Linked DNA regions of Homo sapiens: region 2 is linked to region 1. The links are chromatin loops, found by intact Hi-C in ENCODE. Cell type or tissue: endothelial cell of umbilical vein. All regions are shown on one strand. Links, peaks and the distances in the headings refer to the core of each region. The heading gives the core; the rest is flanking DNA.

Region 1 (5,578 bases), core at 1,598-4,097:
TCATTAGCTTCTGGAAAACTCCATGGTATGCTCATAAGAAAATGAAAGCAAAAAAAGGAAAATAACGTCTTACTATTGTAACCAAAGTAGTTTTGACCTCGCTGACCCCTTGAAAGGATTTTCCCATGGGCAAATTCATTCAGTCCTCATGAAAGCCTTGAAAAGTAAGCAATTTGCTTTCTGCTTTGCAGAGCAAGAAACTGAGGCATTGGTGGATACGGCTTCTGTGAGGCTGTGCGAATCACAAGTGGGCTGGTCTCCGATGAGACAGCGAGGGAAGGGGCTTGATGGGGAAACATCCAGGGCTCCACGCATCCCCTCACAGGCTCCTTCTCTCTCCTAGTCTGAGATGCAGATTCAAGATCAGAGTCTCCTGCTCACACTGAGGCATCTTCACAGTGTCCTGGAGGAGCTGCGTGCGGACAGCGCCCACTGGGAGGACGCCAGGTCCAGCGGAGGGACATCCCCCATCAGAGCTCGAGCGGGCTCCGAAGGCAGGGGCTGCCAGCCGGTTTGCTCAAGGGGTCTGGCCCAGCTCCTCCGAGGGGAAGACAGCAGACGAAGCTCTCTCCCTTAACTGGACGGAGATGACACTGGGCTTTAACACTCTCCCCATTAGTCTAACCTTTCACTGTGATATTTCAGGGGCAGAGTGTTGGAATGGGAGTCAGAAAGCCAGGGCTCTGGGTTCATTTCTGCCCTCATCTGCTGTGCATCCCTGGATCTGTCACTCAGCTTCTCTGTGTCTCTGGTTCCTTTTCTGTCACTTGGGATTTCTTGGTGAGGCACACATAAGGTATTGGATGTGAACACACTTTTCGACTGAAAACACAAATGTGCTCTAGTGCTCTGGCAAGCACCATGGCAGTAACCCTATCCTTGGGAATTTTTCACAAGGCAATTGTTAAAACAAAGAACTAGATGTGCAGTAATGGTTACCAAGTGTTGCTATGGTGAAAATTCCAACCCCTGTGTAGTGACTTAGTGGCTGTTTTCTGTCTTCCCAGGAAGCCTTCCCATTCCCCTTCATCTGATAACATATTAGGCCCTGTAACCACCCTGGCCATAGGCATGGGTATATTACCAGGCCTGGCCAATGATATAATTCATGGTTGCCCTAAAAAGATGATTGGCCCAATGGATGGTCATGTGAACCAACAGAGCCAGTCACCGACCTTCCCTGAGATTGCTACCTGGAAGCTCTTTCTATTACACTCAGGCTGAGGCTGCTGGTGGCCATGTTCCTACCAGGTAAAGAAGACCTGTCTGCAGTAGGAAGGAAAGAGGCTAATCTCCAAAGAGAAGTAGAGAGAGGGCCACACAACAGATGGACAGAGAGGAAGAGCGCTGGCTCTTTTTGGTCCCTGGTTTTAGGTCCTAGTTTTGTGAGTTACTCCTGCATTCTTTCCAGGGACCGAAGCCAGTCAATTTCACCCCCCAACACAGCCACACACATCAATTTGTTTTTGGTTAAGCTGATTTGAGCAGTTTCCCTCATTTGCAGCTAGAATGGTCTTGAGGAATATGATCCAGATGTTCAAAGAATCAAAGAGGAGAAATCAATATGAAAATGGCATTTCATTCAATGAGGGTTTGTGACAACAACCTCCGTAACAGCAGGCAACCAGGCTTGTGATACAGCAGAGACACTCAGTTGTGTGGGGTGCTGCAGTCATAACTGAAAAATTGTATCTGCCTATAAGAAAGACTAAAACAGAAAAGGTGAAAATAAAAAAGTCATGGTGTTAAGATGGTCTGATGATCGGTAGCCCTTTTTGTTTTTGAAAATCTACCTGTATGTTGCTAGAACATTGTTTTTATGGCTTTGAAAAAGTAAATCGATTGCATGTAGAGGCAGAGTGGAGGGGGTGCATTATAAGTATAATGTTTGTAGTCAGATCAACCTGTGATTTTTGTATTTGGTAATATAAATGATACCTGCTCTGTGATGCTGGAGCTGGGTCCCTGCAAAGCACCTTTTGGTGTTACCAGCTGCTCCCTGTTAGAGTTTGTTAGGCTTTGCCAATATACAGCATGGAGTTAGACTACAAGTCTAGAGGAGAGAAAAGGGGCTTGCTCCTTCTTCTTGTTTCCCTGTGGGCTTCCTGTTCCTATGAGCATCTCCCAGCAATGTTTCTTCACAACAGGCAGCAATTCCTTCATGAAGCACCAGACTTCTCCAGGATCCAGGTTCCAGACTCCTGGGGCCCCTTCCAGGAGCTCAGAGACATCAGCTTCAGATGCCAGTCCCTCCTCCCCTGAAGTGTGGGTCCCTGCCTTACCTACCTGGCCCTTTCCTGAGCTCAGAGACACCAGCCCCAGCTGAGCTGAGTTCCTTTCTCAGATAGCTGAATTTAAACTCCAGGGAATTCCTCCTGTAAGTTTTAAAGTTTGATAGTTTCTGCCTCTTTTCTTTGTTCCCTCAGCCCTGGAGATGGCAGATGCTTGCTGCAATTCCTACCTTAAAGTTCTTTTTATAACCTTTCAGTCACCCAGTTAACAACTTTATACCTAGTTAGCAATTCTTTATATTAAATTTTCTGTGTTAAAATAACTGGTGTGGTTTCTGTCTCCTACCTGTCCCAGACTGACACAGCTTTTTGCTATTATTACCAATTGCCACTGTAACCATTCTTGGTTACACTGGAAAGGCTAATGAATGGCACCTTATTATTGCTGCATGATTATGTTCTGATTTGTGAAACTATGACTATTACAAATGGACAAGCTGATTAGCCACTATTATCTTGAGAGACATCTGCCTGGCCATGCAAAGTAGAAATGACATTGCTCTCCCATGCCCGATGCTAATCACTAGCACCCTCTGCCTCTCCCTGATTTCCACATTTGGGCCCAAAGACCAAAAACCCCTGCCAACCCCTCCATCTCCAATCTGGGAAGATAGACCTAGAGCTCCAGAACCTGCCCTTCTGGTGGGATATTTGTTGTTCTCCAAGACCCTACATTTGGAACCAACGTTCACTTCCTGATCCTAGGTCAGAGAAAGCCAAAGCTGAGCCCAGATGCTGGACAAGGAGTTGGGATGGAAATTACATCTTCAGCGTTGGTCCTAGAGGTCTGGGTGGGAAATCATGGCCATGCAGGACAGTGAGCACCAGAGGGAGCATGTGGATCATGGTCTCAGGAAAACCCAGGGTTTTCTCTGCTAAGGCAGCAAAAACAGGACTGCACACCTAAGCCTAGCATCCAGGATGAAGAGAGGAGGGGACAGAGATGGAAAAAGGATTCATGAGGTCAGAAGCTAAAAATTTAGGAGCAAGAACAGTTCAAGATGTGAAACCTAGAGTGAGTCAGGGCAGGCAAGGCAGGGCTTACTTACACTGTGACTGATTAGAAATGATCTAATCTCTCACACCTTTACATGAGAGCCAGCTTCCAGTCCTGGGTCAGCTGTGACACCTTACAGAGCCCATGTGTTGTGGTGTATATTGATGTGTAACAAACTGCCTCCAAACTTAAACACAGCAATCCCTTTATTATTGCAACAGCCATTTATTATTGTTGTAAATTATGTTTCCCATAGTTCTGGGCTCAGCTGAGCGGTTCTTGGCTTTGGGTCTCTCCAATGATTGCAGTCAGGTGGTGGCTGCAGCTCGATTTATCTCAAAGGCTTATTTGTTGCCCTCTGGCAGGTGATGCTGGCCTCAGCTGAGGCTGTAAGATGGAATGCCTATACATGACCCTCCAGGTGGCTGGGCTTCCTCACAGCACTGTGTCAAGGGTTGGGCTTTACTTTCCAGTCTTTCTGCATCTTTTCAGGTCCACTCCCACTGCTAAAGATTTTACTCTCCTGCTATTTCTTTAAGTCGCAGTTTATAGAGAGGGAATCTGATTGGTCAGCTTAACTTTTGACACCTGGACATATCATAGGTTATTGGTATAAAGGAGGTTTATTTTTGTCTTCCACTTCTTCCTCCTTCTTCTTCCGTCTCTTCTCCCTCTTTCTCCTTTTCCTCTTCATTATCATCATCCTCATCATGATCATCATACATAGGTAATTAAAAGGGAGGACTTTGACATCAGGCTGCCTAGGTTTGAATACCAGATCTGCATCTTATCAGCTCTCTAACCTTGGGCATATAGCATAACTTTTCTGTGCTTCAGTTTGTTCTTCTATAAAGTGGGGATAATAACAGAAATTACCTCATAGGACTATTGAGCAAATGCAATGAGTCAACATGTTCCTGGAACATAAGCAGTGCTCAGTAAATCTTAGCAATTATTATTAATAATGACAGCTACCATTTTATTTTATTTTACTTTAAGTTCTGGGATACAAGTACAGAACATGTAGGTTTGTTACATAGGTATACATGTGCCATGGTGGTGTACTGCACCTATCAACCCGTCATCTCGGTTTTAAGCCCTGCGTGCATTAGTTATTTGTCCTAATACTCTCCCTCCCCTTGCCCCCCACCCCTGACTGGCTCTGGTATATGTTGTTCCCCTCCCCTGTGTCCATGTGTTCTCATTGTTCAACTCCCAGTTATGAATGAGAACATGCAGTGTTTGGTTTTCTGTTCCTGTGTTAGTTTGCTGAGGATGATGGCTTCTAGCTTCATCCATGTCCCTGCAAAGAACATGATCTCATTCGATTTTATGGTTGCATAGCACTCCACTGTATATATGTACCACATTTTCTTTATTGTGCATTTGGGTTGGTTCCATTGATGTGCATTTGGGTTGGTTCCATGTCTTTGCTATTGTAAATAGTGCCGCAATGGACAGCTACCTTTTTTTTTTTGAGATGGAGTTTCGCTGTTGTTGCCCAGGCTGGTGTGCAATGGCATGATCTCAGCTCACCGCAACCTCCACCTCCCGTGTTTAAGCGATTCTCCTGCCTCTGCCTCCCAGGTAGCTGGGATTACAGGCGTGCGCCACCACACCCAGCTGATTTTGTATTTTTAGTAGAGACGGGGTTTCTCCATGTTGGTCAGACTGGTTTCGAATTCCCGACCGCAGGTGATCTGCCTGCCTTGGCCTCCCAAAGTGCTGGGATTACAGGCCTGAGCCACTGCGCCTGGCCAACAGCTACCATTTTTAAAGTCAGGATAGTTTAGTGATCGTAAGTACAGCCTGGAGCCTCACTGCCTGTGTCCAAATCCCAGCTCTACAATATACTGATTGTGTGCCCTTGGGCAAGTCATTAAACTCTCTATGCCTTGATTTTATCATCCGTAGAATGGGGATAATAGTATTGCCTATCTCCTGGGGTTTTTGTGAGGAATAAATGAGTAAATCCATGGAAAACACAACCGTGCTTGTCATCTAACAACAACTATGTGTCATGTAAACTATTCATTATCATTAGTAATCATCTGCCCTAAATACCAGCACCACACACGGCGCTGTAAAGATCTTAGTGCACTGAACACACTCAACATCTCTGCAAGGGTGATATTAAATCTCCACTTTATGGATGAAGGAACTGAAGTTTAGTGGAGCTAAGTTGCCCCCCAAAAAAGCACAATGAGTAAATGGCAGCAGTGGCATTGAATCTCAGGCCTGTCTTCTGTCTAAGCAGGGCTCTTACTATTATATGATGTTGCTCTTCTGA
Region 2 (4,524 bases), core at 1,766-4,265, 260 kb after region 1:
AACTTGCCAGTTATCTTGCATTTGCCTCAGGGCCGTTGCATTAGCTGCTTCTGTGCCTGGAGCACCTTTCCCTTACCGATGGGCAAGGCGCTCTCCCCGCTTTCTTTGGGCCTCTGCTCCAAGGCCACTTTCTTAGGCACAATCCTGTCTTCTGGGTCCTCAGCTTCTTTGCCCTCTTGCCTCTCCAAAGAGGAACTTACTTGTTCAGCTTACTTGTTCTTTGTTCTCTATTTTCAAAGCCTAACTTCCTTGTTCTTTGTACCTCCTTACCCCTAGTTACGGTAAACAACCTTCCCGCGGGTCCTAATCTATAACTCACATCTGTTCCCTTGGATACCCTCGCTACAATTGCCATTCCCGCGGAAACTCTTCTTCCTGCCGAAACCGCTTGCCCTACCACTGTAGCCCACATTTCTGCTCCATTTGAACTAGCCAATCGGGATTAGCTTAGATTGCGCAGTCCAGCCCCAGCCAATGGGAACAGGACACAGAAGCAGCGACTAACCGCATTAGGGATAAAAACCCCTTCTCTCTTTTGTTCGGTGTGCTTTCCTGAAGACCAGATGTGTGAGTGGCACCCTTCTGCAGAAGTAAATTGGCTTTGCTGAAAAATCTTTTATTTCAGTGCTGGTTTTCCTTGAGACTTCGAGCTTTAATTTCCAACACCACCGTGGGACACTCTTCCCTTCCTCTTCCTCTGTCGGCCCCTGCTCATTCTTCAGCTCTCAGTTCAGGTGTCCCTTTCTCAAGGAGACCTTGAGAAGGTGCCCAGGCTTAGTCAAAACCCCTCTTAATCAGGTTATGAACAGCACAAAGTCCAGTCTTCCCTCAATTGACACAATAGTTGCTTTCCTGGAAAATTCGGTGTCTTATTAACACTGTGCAAGAAATCCTTTAAGTTTATATGACAAACGAGTTAGGGCTTGGGTTAGGTTATTAGGAGCATGGTTGCAGCCACAATAGGCCCTGGCAGGAGGCATGGGAGGAGGGTCCTTTCTTTGTGGTGTGAGACTCTCCTTTCTATTGCAAGGCCACCCAGGACCAGCCCCGGTCCCTAGGACTTACCCCTTTCATCATTGTGTCAACTCGAAATGCACCCCAACTTTCCAGGAAGTCCAAGAAGCTAGAGGCTCACTCTGGACCTCACGATTGGCAACCAGTAAGGTCTTTCTACCCTGGAAACTGACAACGACTAACCCCAGCTTAAAGATCTGCAGGCGATCAGCTCCTCAAGGTCCAGTTCCCTGGCTGGTATTGGAGTCATTGAAACTCATTGTCACCCCCCCTCTTCATTTTTGTGCCATCAGGGAAAGCTCTTTGTTCGGCCAGAGGGTCCCTGATCCCTCTTCTAGAGGACTTGAGGGCATCCTTTCCCATAACACTACCTGGCAGCTAGTGTTTACTGAGCACTTACTATGCCCCTAGACACTCTGCAAAGAGCCTTAGATACACTAACTCATGCACCCTATGAAGTGAGTTCTATTGTTATCATTTCCATTTTGCAGATGGGGAAACCTAGACTTCTAAAGAGTTTTGAATCCAGGTATGGCACAGCTCCTGAGTCTGCTTCTAACCGCTACACCACACTGTCTCTCCTTAGACTGCAGGACTGTGCTGGTCACTTCCTATGGCTGGTTTCTGGAAGCAGCTCCAGATGACCCAACTGGAGTTTAAGGCAGGGGATGTGAGGGCATGAACTTGAAACTACATTTACATAACACTTATCTAAGTGTCCTTAACAAAACTAGAGAAGGAGGTGCTGCAGGCTCAGCTTTAGCTCCACTCTCCTATGTCCAACCACACCAGCCCCCAACCTCCAGCCCCATCCCACCCAAGCCCCATCCCCAAATTCTACCACCACGACCACCTCCAGCCTCACCTCTACCTCACAGATCCGCCACCAGCACCTGACCCACCCCGCCCCACTTTCCCTTCTAACTCCACCCTCAGTACTAAATGCACCCCACCCTCCAAAGCCCACTTTCACTCCATTTCACCCCCAGCCCCCTCCGGGCTCATCTCCATCTTCCTTCCCACTCCAGTCTCACCCCAGCCCCTCCCTTTAATCCTATCTTCCACCACCTCCCGCCCCACCCCAGCCTTCCTTTGGCACCCCCTCTGCCGTGTCCTCACTGGTGGTGACTTCACTTTGGGCAGGAGCTGTGTGTACCCAGGACTGGTGTCTCCTCTGACCCCCTACTCCAGTCCCCTAAGCGCTAAACCCTCTATAGCTTAGGGGGCCAGGGGAGCTGCTAGGTGGAGCAAATGATTGATTTCTCAGCTGACATTCAGACCTTCCAGAGGCCCCTATACATGGAAGCTGCCGGTACCACTCACCCTTCTCTACTACCTCAGCCTCAGCACTGCCTTCTTCTACCACTCTTCTTCACAAAAGGTGACAGAGCGAGACTCTGTCTCAAAAAAAAATAATAATAATAATAACAACACTACCACTGCCTCAGCAAAGTTGGGACTATTTGTCTCTCTTTTCACAACATCTTCAACTAATGACAATAATAATAAAATAACAGTACTGCCAGCCGGTGACTAATGCTTGGTTGCATTAGTCAGCAGTGAGAACCAATGAAAACTGCAATGAGATTCCCTTTTGCCTTATCCAACTGGTAAAACATTTACAAGTCTGACTGTTAGAGTAGGCAGATAGCCAGAAATAAGCAGGCAAGGGAGCGTTTGGGAAAAGAAGTCCTGGAGACTCCATTCACTGACAGTCAGCGCCACCCACTGGCGGCCAGCAAAGAGACAATGGCTACACTGGCAACTTCTGGCCTTGTGGTTGGGCTCCTCTGGCCCTAAAGGGGACTTATGAGGCCTTACCCAGAGATAACCATGGTAGGGACTTTCCCACTGACGAGCATGTGCACTCCTCCAGTAACTCGCCCTACAGTAGCCTTTTGCTCATTATAATAACAAGCCGGGCACAGTGGCTCATGCCTGTAATCCCAGCACTTTGAGTGGCCGAGGTGGGCGGATGACGAAGTCAGGAATTTGAGATCAGCCTGGCCAATATGGTGAAACCCCGTCTCTACTAAAAAAATACAAAAATTAGCCAGGCATGGTGGTGCGTGCCTGTAGTCCCAGCTACTCAGGAAGCTGAGGCAGGAGAATCGCTGGAACCCGGAAGGCAGAGATTGCAGTGAACTGAGATCACACCACTGCACTCCAGCCTAGGTGACAGAGCGAGACTCTGTCTCAAAAAATAATAATAATAACAACAAAACACACCCCTGAGTGGAGATTTTAAATGCTAATGAGACAGGCAATGTGTTTACTAGCGCGTACAAACACACAACATTCACAGCCAGGGGGACCACCTAAAACATGATTGTAAGTGACGCTCCCTCATGCCCCTGCACGAATAATCATGTAAGATTCTCATAAAGAGGGTCCCCCAGCACCAGCTGCTGCTGGCTCGTTCTTTCAGAGTGTACTGTCTCTTTAAATAAACACTGCTACTGCTGTTTTTTGCCTGATGCTGTTTTCCAGCCAGGTCAGCCCACTCCTTTCTAGGAACGTACTTTATCTTTCTTCAATAAACTCTGCTACTTCACCTTTGCTGTGTGTCTCTTGGCTGAAATCTTTCTTCCAAGCAGACAAGAACTGAAGATTCCCGCACTTCCCTGTAATGTGACCATAGGAAATATTGGCATAAGCCTGAAACAACAGGAATTTTCCTGTGTCTAACAGCAGTATATGTTGGCTTAATGGCATTGGGGCATGATTTGGCCAATCTAGTGGAGTTGAAGAAGCACAGAACCTGTATAACCCTCCAGTTCTACTTGTGGGTGTGTGCACTTGTGCATGCATCAGGAGACACAGTGAAACTGTCTCTGTTTGGGATAGCGAGAAACTGGAACAACTAAGGTCTCCATCCATCAACAGAAATCACAAATGTAATATGTTAATACAATGGAATACTATACAGTTCTGAAGATGAATGAATTAGAGTTACAGGTAACCAACCTGGATATAACTCAAATGTTGAGTCAGAAAGCAAGGTTGAGAATGATCTGTGTAGCAAAGTGCCATTAATCAGTGCCATTTAGATAGAATTTAGAAATGTGCTTGACTAGGCCTGGCATTCCCCACTTTCTCAGGCCAATGACATGTAGCTGCTCTCTGGGCGGTGTGTCTTGTGGAGAGGACGGACTATTCTTGACCTGGCTGGCACCTCCTCTCACTGCACCCCGATACCGCCACCCCAATACTGCATGCAGCAGGGCTGCCATCCTTGGGTTGTCAGGTTATAGGAAGCCCCTGTCAAATGGTGTTTGCTCCTTTTCTTCCTCCAGCTCTAGGTCTAACCTGCAGGGGGAAATGGAGGGTCCTCGAGCCCGAGGAGAGTGGCGTGAATAGACCTATCTCTCACAGGGAGCAGTCACAAAGTCTGGGACTTTGGCAGCCTTGATGGGGGTTCCTTGGGGCAGGAAGAGCATGGGACAAGAACCATGGGAAGGGAAGGAAAGAGCTAAAGAAGAGCTGCAGGAAGGAGAAAACAGAAGGGGA

The links. A loop is a pair of places that touch in the nucleus more often than their neighbours do. Peaks named below come from ENCODE experiments on the same cell type or tissue, not always from the same donor. Only the 100,000 strongest peaks of a DNase experiment are listed, where the experiment ranks them.
Region 2: a loop joins it to region 1, with 14 times the contacts of the local background. A loop is called at or near these places in 4 of 110 quality-filtered maps.

Annotation. Positions count from the first base shown.
Region 1 is chr20:1,206,526-1,212,103 of GRCh38, forward strand. It overlaps C20orf202 (chromosome 20 open reading frame 202), which reads left to right. Exons shown (of 2, transcript NM_001394958.1): 2 at 344-2,551. The coding sequence ends at 577. Among named protein-coding and RNA genes, the nearest start is that of C20orf202, 5.9 kb to the left of the region's middle. In endothelial cell of umbilical vein, for the core only: a CTCF peak has its summit at 3,109 (motif pointing right); no DNase peak of the experiment used is centred there; H3K27me3 peaks cover 331 bases.
Region 2 is chr20:1,467,495-1,472,018 of GRCh38, forward strand. It overlaps a transcript of SIRPB2 not described here. Among named protein-coding and RNA genes, the nearest start is that of NSFL1C, 2.9 kb to the left of the region's middle. In endothelial cell of umbilical vein, for the core only: a CTCF peak has its summit at 2,743 (motif pointing left); a DNase peak (open chromatin) is centred at 2,697; H3K27ac peaks cover 1,803 bases.